Regions from separate parts of the Homo sapiens genome. Here regions 1 and 3 are each linked to region 2. Evidence: chromatin loops called from intact Hi-C (ENCODE). Cell type or tissue: dorsolateral prefrontal cortex. All regions are shown on one strand. Links, peaks and the distances in the headings refer to the core of each region. The heading gives the core; the rest is flanking DNA. Region 1 has its middle 25 kb from the start of LAYN. Region 2 overlaps LOC644277 (a long non-coding RNA gene). Region 3 holds the start of LAYN (layilin).

What was found. Peaks named below come from ENCODE experiments on the same cell type or tissue, not always from the same donor. Only the 100,000 strongest peaks of a DNase experiment are listed, where the experiment ranks them.
Region 1: a loop joins it to region 2, with 4 times the contacts of the local background. A loop is called at or near these places in 20 of 110 quality-filtered maps.
Region 3: it touches region 2 in a loop (2.3-fold over the local background); 10 of 110 quality-filtered maps call a loop at or near these places.

What each region holds. Positions count from the first base shown.
Region 1 is chr11:111,562,723-111,568,138 of GRCh38, reverse strand. No RefSeq gene overlaps it. Among named protein-coding and RNA genes, the nearest start is that of LAYN, 25 kb to the right of the region's middle. RefSeq lists an enhancer at 2,674-3,177. In dorsolateral prefrontal cortex, for the core only: a CTCF peak has its summit at 2,810 (motif pointing left); a DNase peak (open chromatin) is centred at 2,828.
Region 2 is chr11:111,452,499-111,457,914 of GRCh38, reverse strand. It overlaps LOC644277 (a long non-coding RNA gene), which reads right to left. Exons shown (of 4, transcript XR_001748381.1): 4 at 4,370-4,506. It also overlaps a transcript of BTG4 not described here. Among named protein-coding and RNA genes, the nearest start is that of MIR34BHG, 55 kb to the left of the region's middle. In dorsolateral prefrontal cortex, for the core only: a CTCF peak has its summit at 3,010 (motif pointing left); a DNase peak (open chromatin) is centred at 3,034; H3K27ac peaks cover 1,826 bases.
Region 3 is chr11:111,537,943-111,543,358 of GRCh38, reverse strand. It overlaps LAYN (layilin), which reads right to left and starts at 2,639. Exons shown (of 7, transcript NM_178834.5): 1 at 2,431-2,639. The coding sequence starts at 2,515. RefSeq lists an enhancer at 2,857-3,536. In dorsolateral prefrontal cortex, for the core only: a CTCF peak has its summit at 2,701; DNase peaks (open chromatin) are centred at 1,440, 1,980, 2,688 and 3,120; H3K4me3 peaks cover 2,851 bases; H3K27ac peaks cover 3,819 bases; H3K27me3 peaks cover 1,744 bases.

The DNA.
Region 1 (5,416 bases), core at 259-5,258, 110 kb before region 2:
GCTAGGATTACAAGCATAAGCCACCACGCCTGGCCAAAATTGGGTCATTTTACTGTCATCTTTAACCGATAAGGCCTTTTATCTTTTATAAAACCACTATGTCATTATCACTCCTAATGAAAACAAAAATAAATCTTTAATTTTCTCTAATACTCAGTTTATGTTCAGATTTTTTCCAATTATCGCAAGATGTCTTTTTCTGATTAGCTTGTTCAAATCGGGATCCAAATAAGACCATCATATCCAAAATTCCTTTTAGTTAAAATTCCAATCCATCCTGAGAGTGGGGGTCTGCCCTAGAGGCAATTTGTGGCATCAACTTGGGTGTGGGACTTTTGGGGCAACCCTGGCAGGCAATACAATTGTCCGTGAGTATCTGCAGGATATTGGTTCCAGGGCCAGTGGATACCAAAATCCACAGATGCTCACGTCCTTGTTATAAAATGGTGTAATATTTGCATACAACCACATCTTGCTGTATATTTTATTTTATTTATTTATTTTTCGAGATAAGGTGTTGCTCTGTCACCCAGTCTGGAGTGCGGTGGTGCAATCGTAGCTCTCTGCAGTCTCGACCTCCCGGGCTCAACTGATCCTCCCACCTCAGCCTCTCTAGTAGCTGGGACCACAGGTGTGCACCACAACTCCTGGCTATTTTTTTTTTTTCTTGTAGAGATGGTGTCTCTCTGTGTTGCCCAGGCTGGTCTGGAACTCCTGGGCCCAAGCAATCCTCCTGCTTTGGCCTCCCAAAGTGCTAGGATTACAGGCTGAGCCACTACATGCAGTATACTTTAAATCGTCTCTAGATTACTTAAAATACCTAATACGATGTAAATGCTGCATAAACAATTGTTATACTGTATTGCTTAGGGAATAATGACAAGAAAAAAAAAGCCTGTACTGTACATATGCTCAGTACAAATGTAACCATCTAGGCCGAACTCCAGTAACAACATAACATTTTCTGGGTTTTTTTTCCAAATATTTCCTCTCTTTTTTAAAAATTTTTTTCTTTTTCTTAGCATTCATTTTGCTTTGTATTTTCTGAATATTTTCCATCCATGGTTGGTTGAATCCTTGGATGCAGAACCTGAGAATGAGAAGGGCAACTGTATTCCCTCCTGTTTTCTCTATCATACGTGCAATAGAACCAGCTCCAAATCCCCCTAACTGTGGACAGCACCCAGCCTACCCAGCAAGGTTGAGTCTCTTTTTGAGCCTGAGGAAGGGAAGATTTGGGATGAATTGTCTGCCAAATGTGGTAACTTTCAGAGCTGCCTATTCCAGCTAATTTATTCGACACTCTTATTCATTGCCTTGGAGGCTGGGGGTGTGGTGATGAAATAGTGAGGAGGTGTGTGGCATGCGGTAGGGGGTTAGGGGCAGTTCCTCAGCCTTAATCCTACCTAGCCAATCTCAGTCTTTAGTAAAACTAGCTGTTAGGGATTCCAGATCCCACCAAAGAAAAAGAAACAAACTACCACCAACCTGCTCTGCCCACTTTCTATTCCAAGCTTCTATACGTTCAAAAGAAAGTGGCTGAAATGTATGCACTGAGATGAGATGAAGGGGTTTTAAAGGTTATGACATCCAACCTGTTTTCCACCAGCAGGTGGAATAAGAGCCCTCTGGCAATAAGAGCCGGCACCTATATCACTTCCGTGTAGCACATTGATCAGCGAAAACTCGCACCTGGGGGCTTGGAATCCTTCCTTCTCCCAAGGGCTCACATGGTCTCTCCGTGAGCCCCTGGAGGGGTGAAGGTCTTACAGTGTTTGTTGTAAGCAGGCATCCTCCTGCGTGTCATGGAAATCCCCCTCCCTGTGACTCTCATGTCTGCCCTGGTTTTGCCCTCTGTCACTCCACAGAATGCCATGATTTTGTGGGGGAGGGCAGGATATATAAACCCATGATAGCTGGAAAGTGAGCTATAATTTACAGTAAAAACAGTATTGTTGTCTCAGTACAATTAGATTAAAAGAGTACAGGACTAATACTAGCTAGTATTTAATGAGGGCTTATCTGTTCTATTAGTTTGCTTGGGCTGCCATAACAAAGTACCACAAACTGGGTGGCTTAAACAACAGAAATGGTTTCTCATCATTCTAGAGGGTACGAGTCCAAGATCAAGATGTCAGCAGGGTTGGTTCCTTCTGAGGACGGTAAGAGAAATCTGTTTCGCACCTCTTGCCTAGTTTCTGGTGGTTTGCCAACAATCTTTGGCATTCTTTGGCTTGTAGAAGCATCACCATGATCTTTGCCTTCGTCTTCACATGGCGCTCTCCCTGTATGCATTTCTGTGTCCAAATTGCCTTTTTTTTTTGAGGACACCAGTCATTGGAACAGGGTTCCATGCTAATGACTTCATCTTAACTAAGTATATCCGAAATGACCCTATTTCCAAAAAAGGTCACATTTTTGAGGGATTTGGGGTTAGGAGTTCAATACTTTTTCTGAGGGGGGTGGTGGTGATGGATGAAATTCAACCCACAAAATGCATCAAGCACCTTATGCATATTTTGTGATTTTTATTATAGCAGCATTTCCAGGTAGGTAATGTTATCTTCATTTTAGAGATGAGGAAACCGAGGTTAAATAATGTAGTTTGTTCAAGATTGCACAGCCAGTAAGTAGCAGTAATAGGACTTAGAAACTCAACAACCTGATTCCAGAACCCAGGATTTTCACCTGCATTGTATTTTCTTATTTCTCCATATATCTTTACCTCCCTTTCTCTTTGCAGTTGCTTGCCAGAAATTGGTCATTATAATTAGGTAAAATTTCTATGCCAGCCTAATACTGCCACCTGGTGGTGAAAACAAAGCAGCCTCGAACTTCCTGGCAAAGTTGCATCAGGCAAAAATGCTGACAGGCCTTTTCCCTAATACACCAATGCTGTCAAGCAATGGTGAATTCTGCTTGATCCTACATATATATATTTTATTTATTTTTTTCAATTTTTTTTTAAGATGGAGTCTCGCTGTGTCCCCCAGGCTGGAGTGTAGTGGCACGATCTTGGCTCACTGCAACCTCCGGCTCCCTGGTTCAAGCAATTCTCCTGCCTCAGCCTCCCAAGTAGCTGAGACTACAGGCATGAGCCACTATGCCCGGCTGATTTTTGTATTTTTGGTAGAGATGGGGTTTCACCATGTTGGACAGGCTGGTCTCGAACTCCTAACCTCAGGTGATCTGCCCACCTTGGAATCCCAAAGTGCTGGAATTACAGGCGTGAGCCAGCAATTCTCATAAGGAGCACACAACCTAGATCCCTCGCATGCGCAGTTCACAATAGGGTTCGCACTCCTATGAGAATCTAATGTTGCCACTGATCTCACAGGAGGCGGAGCTCAGGCAGTATTGCTTGCTCACTGCCTGCTATGCAGCCCGGTTCCTAACAGGCCAGGGATGGGTCCCAGTCATTGGCCTGGTGGCTGGGGACCCTTGTCATACATGGTATTATTTTGTGTGTGTGTGTGTGTGTGTGTGTGTGTGTGTGTGTGTGTGTGTGTGTGTGTGTGTGTTTTGAGACGGAGTCATGCTCTGTCACCAGGCTGGAGTACAGTGGTGTGATCTCGGCTCACTGCAACCTCTGCCTCCCAGGTTCAAGCGATTCTCCTGCCTCAGCCTCCCCAGTAGCTGGGACTACAGGTGCGTGCCACCATGCCCAGCTAATTTTTGTATCTTTAGTAGAGATGGAGTTTCACCACGTTGGCCAGGATGGTCTCGATCTCCTGACCTCGTGATCTGTCTGCCTTGGCCTCCCAAAGTGCTGGGATTACAGCCACTGCCTCCAGCCTATACATGGTATTATTCTGTTTTAAAAACCAGTTTCTCCTGGTGCCCCGGCTCTAAAGACTCATTCTAGTCACTATTTCTTTCTGCTGTTCAAATTCAAGATTCAAGAATAACTTAAGATTCTTTAGCCATTAGTTACCATTTACTGTTCTTTGGAAGAAAGAAGGAAGGGGCTGTACAGAATAATTGGCTTTGTTGCTTCTCCATCTCTGGGCTTGCAGTTTCCTAGACCTTATTTGACACTTCTGTCTTCAGTTTGCTATCCACCATTAGGTGTGTCTTACTACAAGCTCAGAAGTAATGTGGGCATAACATGCTTAACAAATTAGAAAAAGAATCATATTGAATAATTTTAGAACTGGAAGTCACCTTAGATCACACAACCTATTTGCGTTCTCACAGGGGAGGGATGGGAAACTGTGGAGGAAAGGAATCTCCGGATTCACTTCTGTGGGGTGGCTCACATGGCTCCCTGTAGCCTGCAAGGAAATGACAAAGGTGGGGTTTGGGGTCCTGGGCCTGAGCCTGGGGCTTGGGTACTGATTGACAGCTTTACTAATGATTTATTTTTATCTTGGATCAGAGGCTTTTAGATGCTCTCAACTCCAACATCATGGCAAACCCCTGTGTGCTGAGCTTAGATGGAAGGTGTGCTGCAAGTAATATGTTACCAACCATTCCAGTACCTGTGTTTGCAGATGCTGTTCCTTAAAGAATTTCAAACTAAGAAAAGTTGCAAATACAGGAGGTGGAGGCTGCAGTGAGCCAAGATCGCATGACCCTGCACTCCAGCCTAGGGAACAGAGCGAGACTCCGTCTCAAAAAACAAACAAACAAACAAACAAACAGGAATGCTTGTCGAGTAAAGAGACCAAAGTGGTTGTCTGATACATACATTTTATCTGTCATGTGTGTCACAGTGGAAAAAAAGGTTGGGAAATACGGTTTTAAATGGTTGTCTTCGTCCATTTCCTATTGCTTGTAACAGAATACCTAAAACTGGGTAATTTATAAAGAAACAAAATGTATTTCTTATAGTTCTGGAGGCCGAGAAGTCCAAGGTTGAGGGGCTGCATGTGGGAGCGTCTTTTTGCTGGTGGAGACTCTCTATAGAGTCCTGAGGCAGCGCAGGGCGTAACACGGTGAGGGGCCTGAGGGTGCTAGCTCAGGTCTCTGTTCCTCTTCTTATAAAGCCACAAGTCCTACTCCTGTGAAAACCCATTAATCCATGAGGGCAAAGCCCTCATGACCCAATCATCTCTTAAAGACCCCACCTGTCAATACTGCCACATTGGGGAATAAGTTTCTACATGAGGTTTTTTTTGTCTTTTTTTCTTGGTTGGTTTGTTTTTGAAACAGGATGTCACTTGTCACTCCGGCTGGAGTGCAGTGGCATGATCAGAGCTCACTGCAACCTTGACCTCTGGGCTCAAGTAATCCTTTCACCTCAGCTCCTGCATAGCTGGGACTATAGGCATGCACTACCACACCCAGCTAATTTTCTTATTTTTTGTAGAGACGGGGTCTCGTTATGTTGCCCAGCCTGGTCTTGAACTCCCGGGCTCAAGCAATCCTCCTGCCTCAGCCTCCCAAAGTGCTGGGATTACAGGCATGAGCCAAC
Region 2 (5,416 bases), core at 157-5,156:
ACAAAGCTGTCACCAGGCAGCAAGAGGTTCCCCGAAGCATCTCGCAGCCCTCCCAGTACAAGTAGCTGAGCTGGAAGAAAGAAACCAAGGGGGCAAGGTGGGAGAGGGAACCAGCAGGGATGTAGGCAGGTGTGGCATAAGGGGAACTAGGGCACAAGGGTGGAAGTGAGCTGTGGGAGGGAAGGAGGAGGGGGAGAGGGAGGGGGCAGGGGGTAGAGCATGGTGGTGACAGGTGGAGAAATGGTCCTTTTTGGTTGAAAAGTGTCCATTAACTTTATAGAAGTACCTTGCTTCTCTTCCCCTCCCCAGGGGCACTGGAGTAGAGATGGGGAAGGGGAGAGGGAAGGTTGGGGGTAAGAGGCTGAGAGGATGAAGGGTGGAAAGAGGGTCGTGGGTGGAGTTTGTGGCTCAGATCAGAACATGGAGGGTGTAGGGGGCTGAGAGGAAGGGGACTGGGAGGCCAGGCCAGGCATGGAGGAGGGCGAGGGAGGACAATGCTGAGGGCTGCCGGGAGACCTGTGTTTTCATCCAACCCGACTCCCAGGATGGGCGAGATGCCTCCTGTGACTGGATCCTCCATGGGCCCCCCATCTCCAGAGGGGCCAAGGTCTTGGTGAGAGGATTGCAGTATGTCCTCCCAAGAGTGAGCCACTGCCTTGTTTGGGGGTGCAGATTCACAGCCAGCACGGGCACCTTGATGCCTGTGACGGGGTCTGTCATGAGAGCCCCCAGCGGGGACGTCCTTCTTGGCTGCAGGATGGGCAGGTGCGTGGCTGGAGGGGAACCTGTGGTGGGACTGGTTGGGTAGGGCACATAGGGCAGGATGGCAGCTTCTGATGTTCGGACACCACCTGGACAGGGATACAGGGAGCTGTTGGTACCCTTTAATGCACCAGCCTCCTTCAGCCCTGCAGAGCAGGACAGAGGGGCCTTGGGACCTGCCTCCTTTTACCATGCAGCTCATGGCACCTTCTGGATCCAGCAAGAATGTCAAGATGAGGAGGGGAAGGAAGTATTTACTACTCTGCTGGTCACCAAGCCCCACTGTCCAAGGAGAGAGCCCTGCGTCCTGTGCTGTGCTCCCTGGGAGCTCATTCCTGAGAGTCCCAGCAAGCCCTGCCTCATCTCTGAAGCCCAGAGCTGAGTTGGGGATAGTCAGTGGGCCAGGGGCTCACCGGCATTGGTGTCCATAGTGGGCACCAGGGTAGCTCTCAGCAGATCATATCCCAGGTGTCCAGCCTCGGGCAGCACCCTCCCAGTGTCAGGGTGGATGAAGTAGCCAGGGGGTATGGAGCCTGCGTGGCCGCTGGCTGGAAGCATCAAGGAGTTGGGGCCAGGGACCATCAACTTGGTGACGGGGTTCACACTGATGTCATCAGCACCAGGAGGGCCTGCTGGGGCTGCAGGAAAGCAATCATTGCCTGCTCAGCCCTGGGCTGGGGGCCGGTGGGAGAGGGAACATGCGGGGACTCCCTTGGCTGGTGACTGGAAGGAGCTGGTGAGAACTCCTCCCCAGCCTCCACAGACATTGTGCTCCTGAGGGGGCAGGGGTCTCATCTTTGCTAACTCCAGAGCAGTATTCCACGTGCCATTGTGATATCATTGCGCAGGCCGGCAGAGACTGGAAAAGCCTCGGGAAATGGTGGCAACAGCCTACAGGGGGGCTACGGGATTCCCAGGACTCAGCAGGCCTGCGAGACCCCAAGACAGGTTCATCATTTACCAAACTTGGCCGTTTGCCTTCATCTGCCAGGCTTTTATTTTCAGGAAGTGCCTCCGGATCTATAAAGCTATGACTTGCCATGGCTTTGTTTCTTCCTTGGTTCTTCCCACTTTCGAGGCTCCTTCTTCTTTTGGGCAGGCATTGCATGGGAAGCCCCTCCCGACCTTGGGGTGTCCGCTCTGTTTTGCCCTCTTCTACCTCTCCTCCCCTGCTGGGTGTCTGGGGGTGGAACTGGAGTTTCTACAGGGCTAGTTGCCCTGATTCAGGGCCAGGTTTCCTGGGGGGCCCTGGCTGAGGCCCAAGCAAAGCTCACCTGGCCTCAGTAGCTCCGCCCCAGTGCCGGTGCCCAGAATGCCCCAGGCCTTCAGGCGGTGGCCCTCCTGCAGCACGACCTGGGACAGGTGGCCCAGCACCGTGTCCAGCTGGGGAACTGCCCTGCAGGGGCACAGGAGCAATCAGGGGTGGGAAAAGGACGTTTTGTTTTGGCCAGTTCCGGGACCCCCTGCAGCCACATTCTCTCCTCCCCATTTCATGTCTCCCTAAGTCTGATCCAGGTTGGCCAGATCCACACTTTTCTGGGTTCTGCCCAGCCGGAGAGGATTTCTCTGACCTGGAGCCCATCTGTGCTTTCAACTGCTGCTGAACCTCCCTCAGCGTCGAGCAGAAAGAGGCCCACTGCTCCTGCCTCCCGAGGAGGTTTTGGCGAAGGAGCTTGAGTTGGTGACGAAGGCTGGCTGCGTACTCGCCTGCCAGGTGCCTCCTCCGGCTGGCCTTCTCTTCTGCAGCCCAGGCAGCTGCCTCAGCAGCCTGGGTCAGAGACAACCCTGCCTGCTCACCTGCAGGCGCTACAGCCACCAGGGACAGCAAGCTCGGGGACACCCCACTCACCTTGGGAACTCCAGAGTTATTCTGGACAGGCATGGCAGCAGCGGCAAAGGGGATGAGAAATTCCCAGAGATGGTGGGAACTGTAGGTAAGAGCTTTAGGGCCAGGGAGATGGAACAGGTTGGGGAGGTGCTAAGGGAGGGAGCCTGGACCTCAGTGAGGGGAGGGAGTTGTGTTTGGGCACAGAGACCAGAGAGGAAGGCGTGAACCAAGCCCACCTGCTGCTGCTCCCTCTGCACGCTCCTCAGAAGCCGGTTAGCGGAGGCTGGGAGGCAGCGCCTTGTTCCCCACAGCTGCTGGAGAGAACGGGCTTCACCCAGAAGTTTAAGGTAGAGGAGTTTGAGCTGTGAGAGAGGGTGGATTGAGTGTGTGTGAACTCTGTTCCCGGAGCCACCCAGCCTCTCACTGTTGTGATTGCAGCGCCCCCTGCTGCCAACAGCTGGAGAGACTCCAGAACCCCACCCCCCAACCCCCAACCCCCAACCCAGACACTTGGAAAGAGTGAATGAGGACAGACACTGGCTCGTCCCAGCCAGTCTCAGCATGCACATTCTGCTGGGGAAGCCCTGGCCCAGTTTTGGTACTTGGACTTCTAATGTATTCTTTTTGCTTCTAATGCCTGCCATCTACTGGCATAAATTTGCTCACCTAGTTGGGCTACCGAGGACTAGGGATGGAGATCTGAGAAGGAACTCCAATGGTGGCCTTGGTAGAATCCCTATTACTGGTCCGAAGCCCTAGGTTTCATGAAATCAGTTCTAATTTTAATCTGAAATCCTCTATCTCCCCTTCCCATATACTCTCCTTTATTCTGATTCCTTTAGGACTCTATGTTCCATATTCTTTGGACTCTATGTCCTATAACCAACTCTCCTGAAGAGGAGACTCTTTCTAGCCCCACATGTTCCTCCAGTCTTGGGTAGAAGTGTTGCCTGGAGCTGCCAGTTACCTCTTCCTTCGTGTGGCTGAGTTTGGCTGTCACTGACAGAGACTGCCTGAGGCAGTCTCCAAAGAAGGCCTCTGTGTCAAACCACTCCAGATCTACCTGCTCCTCAGCCTCCCAGCTCCCACCTGTGGGGGTCGGAGGGAAGAAGGATTATCCTCCTGAAATGCAAATATGAGCTTCCCTACAGATCTTCCATGCATCTTCTTCCTATAGAGCCTCAACAGTCCAGGCACAGTCTTGCTACTGAAAGTGTAGTTCTTGGGTAAGGAGCATCAGTGCTACTGAGGAATTTGTTAGAAATGCAGAATCTCAGGCCTCATCCAAGACCTACTGAAGCAGAAGATCCCCAGGAAATTCATATCTACATTAAAGTTCTAGGAGCACAAACAAATCCCAGTGTGGCTGTCTGAGGACCATGCTGTGAGTAGCAAGGATAGAAGGGGAACCCTTCAGTGTGACATACAATAAATACCTTCTGCAACTTGCTCCTCTAGATAGTACTGGTCACTGTGTAACTTGGCTGCTTTGTACACGGTTATACTATGTTTCTTTTGGAAAGTGTGTTTAGATGTCTCTTTCCTGCTCTATATTGCCTATGCCTAGTGCCCGGCAGTGTTATGACATACAGTACCACTCAGAAAAGATTTTTTGAGCAAATCAGTGGATGAATGAAGAGGAATTGAGAATTGAGCAATCTTGGAAGATGGAAAAAAGAAGCAGGAGCTGGCTAGTTGGATTTGGGGGTGCCTCTGGGATTCTAGCCCACCTGTCACTCACCAGGACCCCCCTCAACCCTGGGGGCGTCAGAGTCTTGGTGAGATCGGCCTCTCCTTATTGACATTATCCCAGTTCTTGGGGAAGTGTAGGCATCGAGGTTGCATTCTTGCTGATGTCTCCTGAAGGTGGGGTGGGGAGCAGCCTTCCGAGCCCAGCTCAGGCTGTGACACTGCATCTACAGAGTACATAATGGGGAGTGGGAAGGGAAGGGCGAGCTGAGGGAGCAGCATCCTTCCTGAAGACTCTGAAAGGAAACAGGTCGCACTTCACCGTGGTTAGGGAGCACCTCATCCTCTCTTGCTTGGACTAATTGTTTAGGTCTCTGTCGTTTTTCCCCCTCTGATCCATCTCTGTCCTCCACCCTACTGCTAGAGTACAAATAAAAGTTGGACCAGGTTTTCTCACTTGCTGAAAGTTCTTATCCCTTGCCTAGGGGTTAGAGTCCAAACTTCTTAGCAGGGCCTGGAGGCCATCCCATTTTAGTCTCCCTCCCAGTTCCAGCCTTATCCTTGTCCTCACACCTCAGCTCCAGTCATGGGAAACCCCGTTTGGTCACCAGAGGAGATGTGTGTTGTTTCATGCCTATGTGCTTGCTGTGCTCACAATACTCCCCTTCTCATCTCTGTTCCTCCTCCCCACTGCGTACCCCCTCCTCAACTTACCAACCCTCTGGTAGTACAGGGACCACATTATATTAATAATTCTCCTGTTTCAAACCTCATTCAGGCATCAACTCTTCCGGAAAGTCTGTCCTGACCTCCACCCTCTCCAGGGAGAACAGTCAACTCCTGCCTTGGTGTGCACCCTGGACATGCTTTAGCTAGCTCCATTATATTTGCTGACATGTATTTGTTTCAAGCCCTGGAGGCTTGAAACTGCACCTTTGTCACCTTTGCATCTTAGCAACTATTAGAATGCTTATCATAAACAGGAATGGAAGACCCACTTATAGGGGATTGGAGAGGTGGTCTTGTGGAGTGGTTAAGATGTCGCTTGTCTGGCTTTACTCAAAGCCCCAGGAGCAGCACAATCTCCCCCAGGAGTCCTGGCCAGCCAGACCTCTTCAGGGCCTGGGGGATCCTGGC
Region 3 (5,416 bases), core at 282-5,281, 85 kb before region 2:
CAGTTAAGGTTTACTGAACTCCTACTATGTGCCATAAACTATGGTAAGGGCTTAACATTTACTTACATACTTTATCTCATGTAACCCTCATAATAGTCCCCTGATGCAGATACTGTTTATGGCTTATTTTACAAATGAGAAAACTGGAGCTCAGGGAAGTTAAGTAATTTGGCCAAGATCACACAGTGATCATCAGCATCACCGGAGTTAGAGCCCAGATCTAATTACAAAATCATGCTGGTACCAGTGAACTAAATTGCTAGCTCCCCGCTGCACCCCAGGCTCATGTTTTACTGGGAGCCTATGTAATGTGTCTTATCAGTCTGTCCCCTGAAGGGCTGAAGATCATCTCAGACAAACAGATGGGATTTTACTGAGGAGCCAATAACAAATCGCTCACAGTACACACTGCTCTAGCTTGCGTCTGTGTGACTGAAGCCTTGCTGCAATGGAGACACTAGCCTCATCACTCCTTTCATTCAATCAACATTTATTGAGTGTACACTTTGTGCCTGGCACTGTGCGAGGTGCTGGGAATACAGGAACAAAAGCTACTTCCTAACCCACAGGAGCACACAGCATATGTTTCCGGATTCAAATGTTCAAAGTGAAAACCACGTATCAACACGGGGAGTAGTCCCCCTGCAAAGAGAAAGCCAAATTGTGGGCTGTGGGTGCGAACTGCTGCCACAGTGCCGGGGGTAAAATATTTTGGTTTGGGAACCTCCTCCCAGAACTTCTGGAATGTTCTTGTTTTCCCAACTTGTTTTACAGCTGCGCAGGGAGCCAGATAGCATTCATTAATTCCCAACACTGGCCAGCATATAGGGCAAGGGGCCACAGACAGATAGAACTATATGATTAGTGCTAAATGAGAAAGAGCACATACAGATTATCCAGAAAGCTCCAGTGAGTCTTCATTTTCTATTTCTTCTCTCATCACTTTCATAAAGGAATTCTCAATGAGCAACAAGTTATAAGAGTTCCACATCTTCTCCCTTTTCCTGTCATTATTTGGCTATTGCTGATAATAGAGAAACTCTAATTAGACTGGTCCAGCAGCACATTAGGAGGGTTCAAAAGCCAGACCTGCTTGCAAGAAGGTATTCAGAGAGGCTGAGGCAGGGATACCCCCGGGAAGGGGGCTGGGCCAGCCACGCTTTTGCGATTCCTCAAAGCTGGCTCCAAATTGGGCAGCAGAGGAGGGGCAAATGAGCCCCCAGGAACTTATCCAACCTGGCCACCGGCATAACATAAGCTGGAGTTGAATTTCCTGACAACCCCCACTTTCCATGTTGGATTGTCAAGGGAAACATAACACCTTAAGCGAGTTTCCTGTATGGTCCAGCCTGGCCACACATCCGAAGTCTGCGGGTGAGTGCCAGAGACCGTCAGAGCTGGAAGGAGGCCCGCGGGCCTATCTGGTTCTCCTGCCTTCAGGAAGTGTCCTTCTCTTCTCATTTGCAGGAAGGCGAAGGGTGGGAGGGCCTTCTGTTCCCCGCGACCAAGGACAGAGCCCACGCAGCCCTAACCCAAGCAGCTCAATTCAGCTTCCCACCTCTTTTGCCGCCCCGCCCCCATCCTGAAACCAACTTTACATTCTTTAAATTAGTTTCGCAAGCCAGGATGCCAGAGTAGAGGAGGTTCCCAGTCTCCTCTGTCCCGTTTGGTCAAGCTGTTGGCACCCGCAAAAAGGATCTGAGAAAAGGGCACGGATGTTCTCCCCCCGACATGCAGAACAACTGAAAGAAGCCAGAAGCCAGAGCACTTTACCTCCTCTGAGGTCCAAATCCGAGGCTGCAGTGACACAACAGGAGGAAGGAAGCAGAGAGTCATTCCCCGGAGTCAGGTGGGGCTCGTCCCACACTAACTGGAGTTCTTTCCCGATCTCTAAGCGCTCTCATACCGGGCGCTCGACCCAGCCATCCAACCCCGCAGAAGAGACGAGGAGTAACAGGCAGGGTTCCCACGGCACCGGGGATCCAGCATCCCTACCCCGCTGTCTCTGCGGCCGCCTCCCGGAGCGGGCGGTAGGCGGGGGCCAGCTGGCAAGCCTGCCCCGCGGGGGTGGTCCCAAGGACTGATTCGATGCGTGTAAAGGAGCGGGCCGAAGGGGCACCCACTGGGGCAGGTTTGCCCACTGCCCCACCTCTCCTACATTCTCCAACCCACCCCCATAACTCTGGACTGGGAACGGGCTTCGAGCGTTCCAGGACGCGCAGGGAACTGCGCAGCTCCGGGAACTGGCGTGGGTCTCAGACGCCGTGCGACTGCCCCCAGAACGCAAGAGACTCCGAAGGGCTGCGTCTGGGAGTGGGGCATGGGACGGCCTTCTAGTCCCATACGTGGCGACCCAGAAGAGGGTCAGCAGCAGCTGGGGTGCAGTGAGCCCACCCCGGCACCAGCCCCCGCCCCAGCGCGCGCACTCACCACTCAGCAGGCGACCCGTCGCGGCCCGCAGCCCCACCAGCAGCACGGCCAGCAGCACGGCCTGTAGCGCGGTTCCCGGCCTCATGGCCCGACTCGGGTGCGCCCCCCGACACTCGGGCGCTACGGCGGTGGAGCGGGCTGGCGGGCAGAGGCGTGCGCGACAACTGCAACCGCGGCAGCAGCATCTCTAGGCCACCGACGGACCGCACGGGAGGCGGGGGGGAGGGCGCGGAGTCAGTCGGTCGCCCCTCCGCCCCCTGGGACGTCACTGCGAGGAGGGCAGCCCCGCTGGCTGGCCCGCCCCCGACAGCCTCCTCCAGCGAGGTTGGCGCCAGACACTCGGCCAGCCAGAGAGGGGCGAGTCGCAGAGGGGAACCAGCTCCCTGTCCCCCTCCGAGCTTCCCTGGGAGATCCCGCGTTTGCCCGAGGCGCTGGGCGGAGGAATACTTCAGTCGGGCCCCTAGGCAATCTGATAACGAGCACAGTGTGCCTAAAACTAGCACCACATCTCACCCCTCCTCTCCCGCTGACCTTAGCCAAGTTCGCCAGCTGTGCGGGTGCACCTGGAGAGAGAGGCGATGCGTGGACTCCTACCTGGGGCTCAGCAGGCCGCAGTCCCAGCACGAAGGGCGACGCCTGAGCAGGGAATGGTCGATGCAGAGAACAAACACTCACGCAGGCAGTGTGCCCACCGGCCAGGAAAGTTATGGGACACCGCGCGGATGGCATCCAAAGAACTTGGCTGAGTTGGAGCCCTCCCGACTGAAAGGAAAGCGGCTTCTACCAGAAGCCAAAAGATGTCCCAGATCCCTGGAAGGAAATGATTCTGTTTTTTGCAGGGAACAGGTTGGGAGGTGGGGGTCATAGTTAGGGAGTTCAGCTTTGGCCCCTCGCCCCGCAGGAAAGAATGAAACTATTATCTCAGGAAAAGCTTTCCTAACCTAGCCCTCAATGTGTGCTTCCTCTTGTAAACTCCCAAAGTAGGTGTGTTTCACTTTGGTTTCGTAAACAAAATGCTTTTAAATATAGTCAAGCAATAGAGTGAGCCATCTGTCCAAAGATTAAGGCACTAAGTAGCAGAAGGTGAATCTGACTTTCTGCCTTTTCTGCCACACCATGCTGCTGTGAAGCATAGCAGAAGCCCCATCTGGGCCACGACCTCTGGATTTTGGTTCCAGCTTGCTGCTTCTTACGTACTCTTTCTGCTTTTCAAAACAGCCAAGAAAGCAGTGATGCTTCTAAGGCCTCTAGCCACTGCAATTCTAAACAAACAGCCTGAATACAGGCTGGGGGTGAGAGGGGAGTGGGATGAATTTCAGTATCAGCTGAGACTATGGGGGAGCTCTGCTGCGGCACGTAACAGCTAACAGCGGTTGTGGCAGGATGAGGCCTGACCTTTATGGCAAGATCATTTATAGACCTTCCTTCTGTCCCAGTTAGAATACGTCAATGTCACATCTAACACACTTTCTTCTTAGAAATTCTTGGTTATCAAAACAACTTGAGAGAACTGTTATGGTGAAAAGAAGCACTGGAGTTGGCATTTGAGGGTCTGTTTCAGATTCTGCTCTTCATTTAATGTCTGTGTGGCCTTTGGCAATTCCGTTTGCCTAAGTTTCACTTAACTGTTGGTAACATTAACAGTTGCCTTAAGAGTTTAGTGAGTGTTTGATAAGGCAAATATATATGTAAATGTTCAGATATCTAGGCACTTAATGTCAATTGAAAAGGATTTATTTCTAATATTATAACATCTGCTACAACTTTAAAAAGCTGTTACATAATTAAATCGTGTCCCGACTTCTCGCTTTGATACCCTGGACCTTGGTTCAGATGGATTTTGTTAGGGTATACAGTCAACCAAACCTGGTAGATTACAATAACGGCCCCAATTCTCCACACCTCCCTGTACCCATATCCTTTACCATATGACTTTGTAGTTTCTCTTTCTAAAGAGGCAGAGTATATTTCCCCACACCTTGACTTTGTGTTTGACCATGTGATTGACTTGTTTGGCTAACAGAATGAGTCAGTTCTGAGCTTAGACCAGAAAGGCCTCATATTTCTTTTTCTTCTCTGCCACTCTCTGAGAGGAACATACCTTAGATATCCCACTGGTCTATGTGTATCCCTAAGAGGATGACAAATGGAGCAGAGCTACCTCAGGCAATTGACAAACTTGCAGTAAGAGACAGAGCTGCTCTAGGTGCTGTAGCTTGAAGCAGAGCTCTCTGGCTAAGCCTAGGTCAGCCAAACTAGATCACACAAAACTGCAGATGTGTGAGCAGTAATAAATGTTGTTTTAGACCCCTTTGTTATGCAGCATTGTTGCAGCAATAGCTAACCATTACACTTGGCAATGTAGGGAGGTATCACTAGGGGAAGGCTGGTTGCCAAGAAAGTCCACAAAGTAGAATTTTTCTTGGTAAAATTACCCTGGTCCAGGGTCCAATTCCTAGTTTAACATGCTCAAACCCAATCTAAGAGACTAATATATTTACACATTGAGAAATAGAATTGTCAGGTAAACTAATGCTTGCATTGGCCTGTTGAACACATATTCTCCCTCTGGGCAAAAAAGATTTATCAGCATGGAATCAGAATGAAAGGAATTAGTTATATGATTTAATAGTTTAGGCTTTGATAGCCTGCTGTGTCCATCTTCACAACGAAGACCTACCTGCCAGGCAGACAGATACATCAACCAGACAGGATACCTTTTATTCTTGCTGGTGCTAGGATGGGGCTGCCAATTTATAACTTTCAAAATTTTCCTTTCCTAGGCCTGACTACCTTCCTTTTGTTCCGAACATTTTTCTTCAAATAGCGTTGTGCCAGAACCTTGTCATTGTCCCCTAATATCCATTCTCCACTTCTTTTGGCTATAGAATCCCTGAATTTTAATTAGACAGAAGCCCCCTCCCCATTTTCTAAAGACAATTTCCAGCCTCCCTTGCAGCCTGATGTGTCCTTGTGATTACGCTCT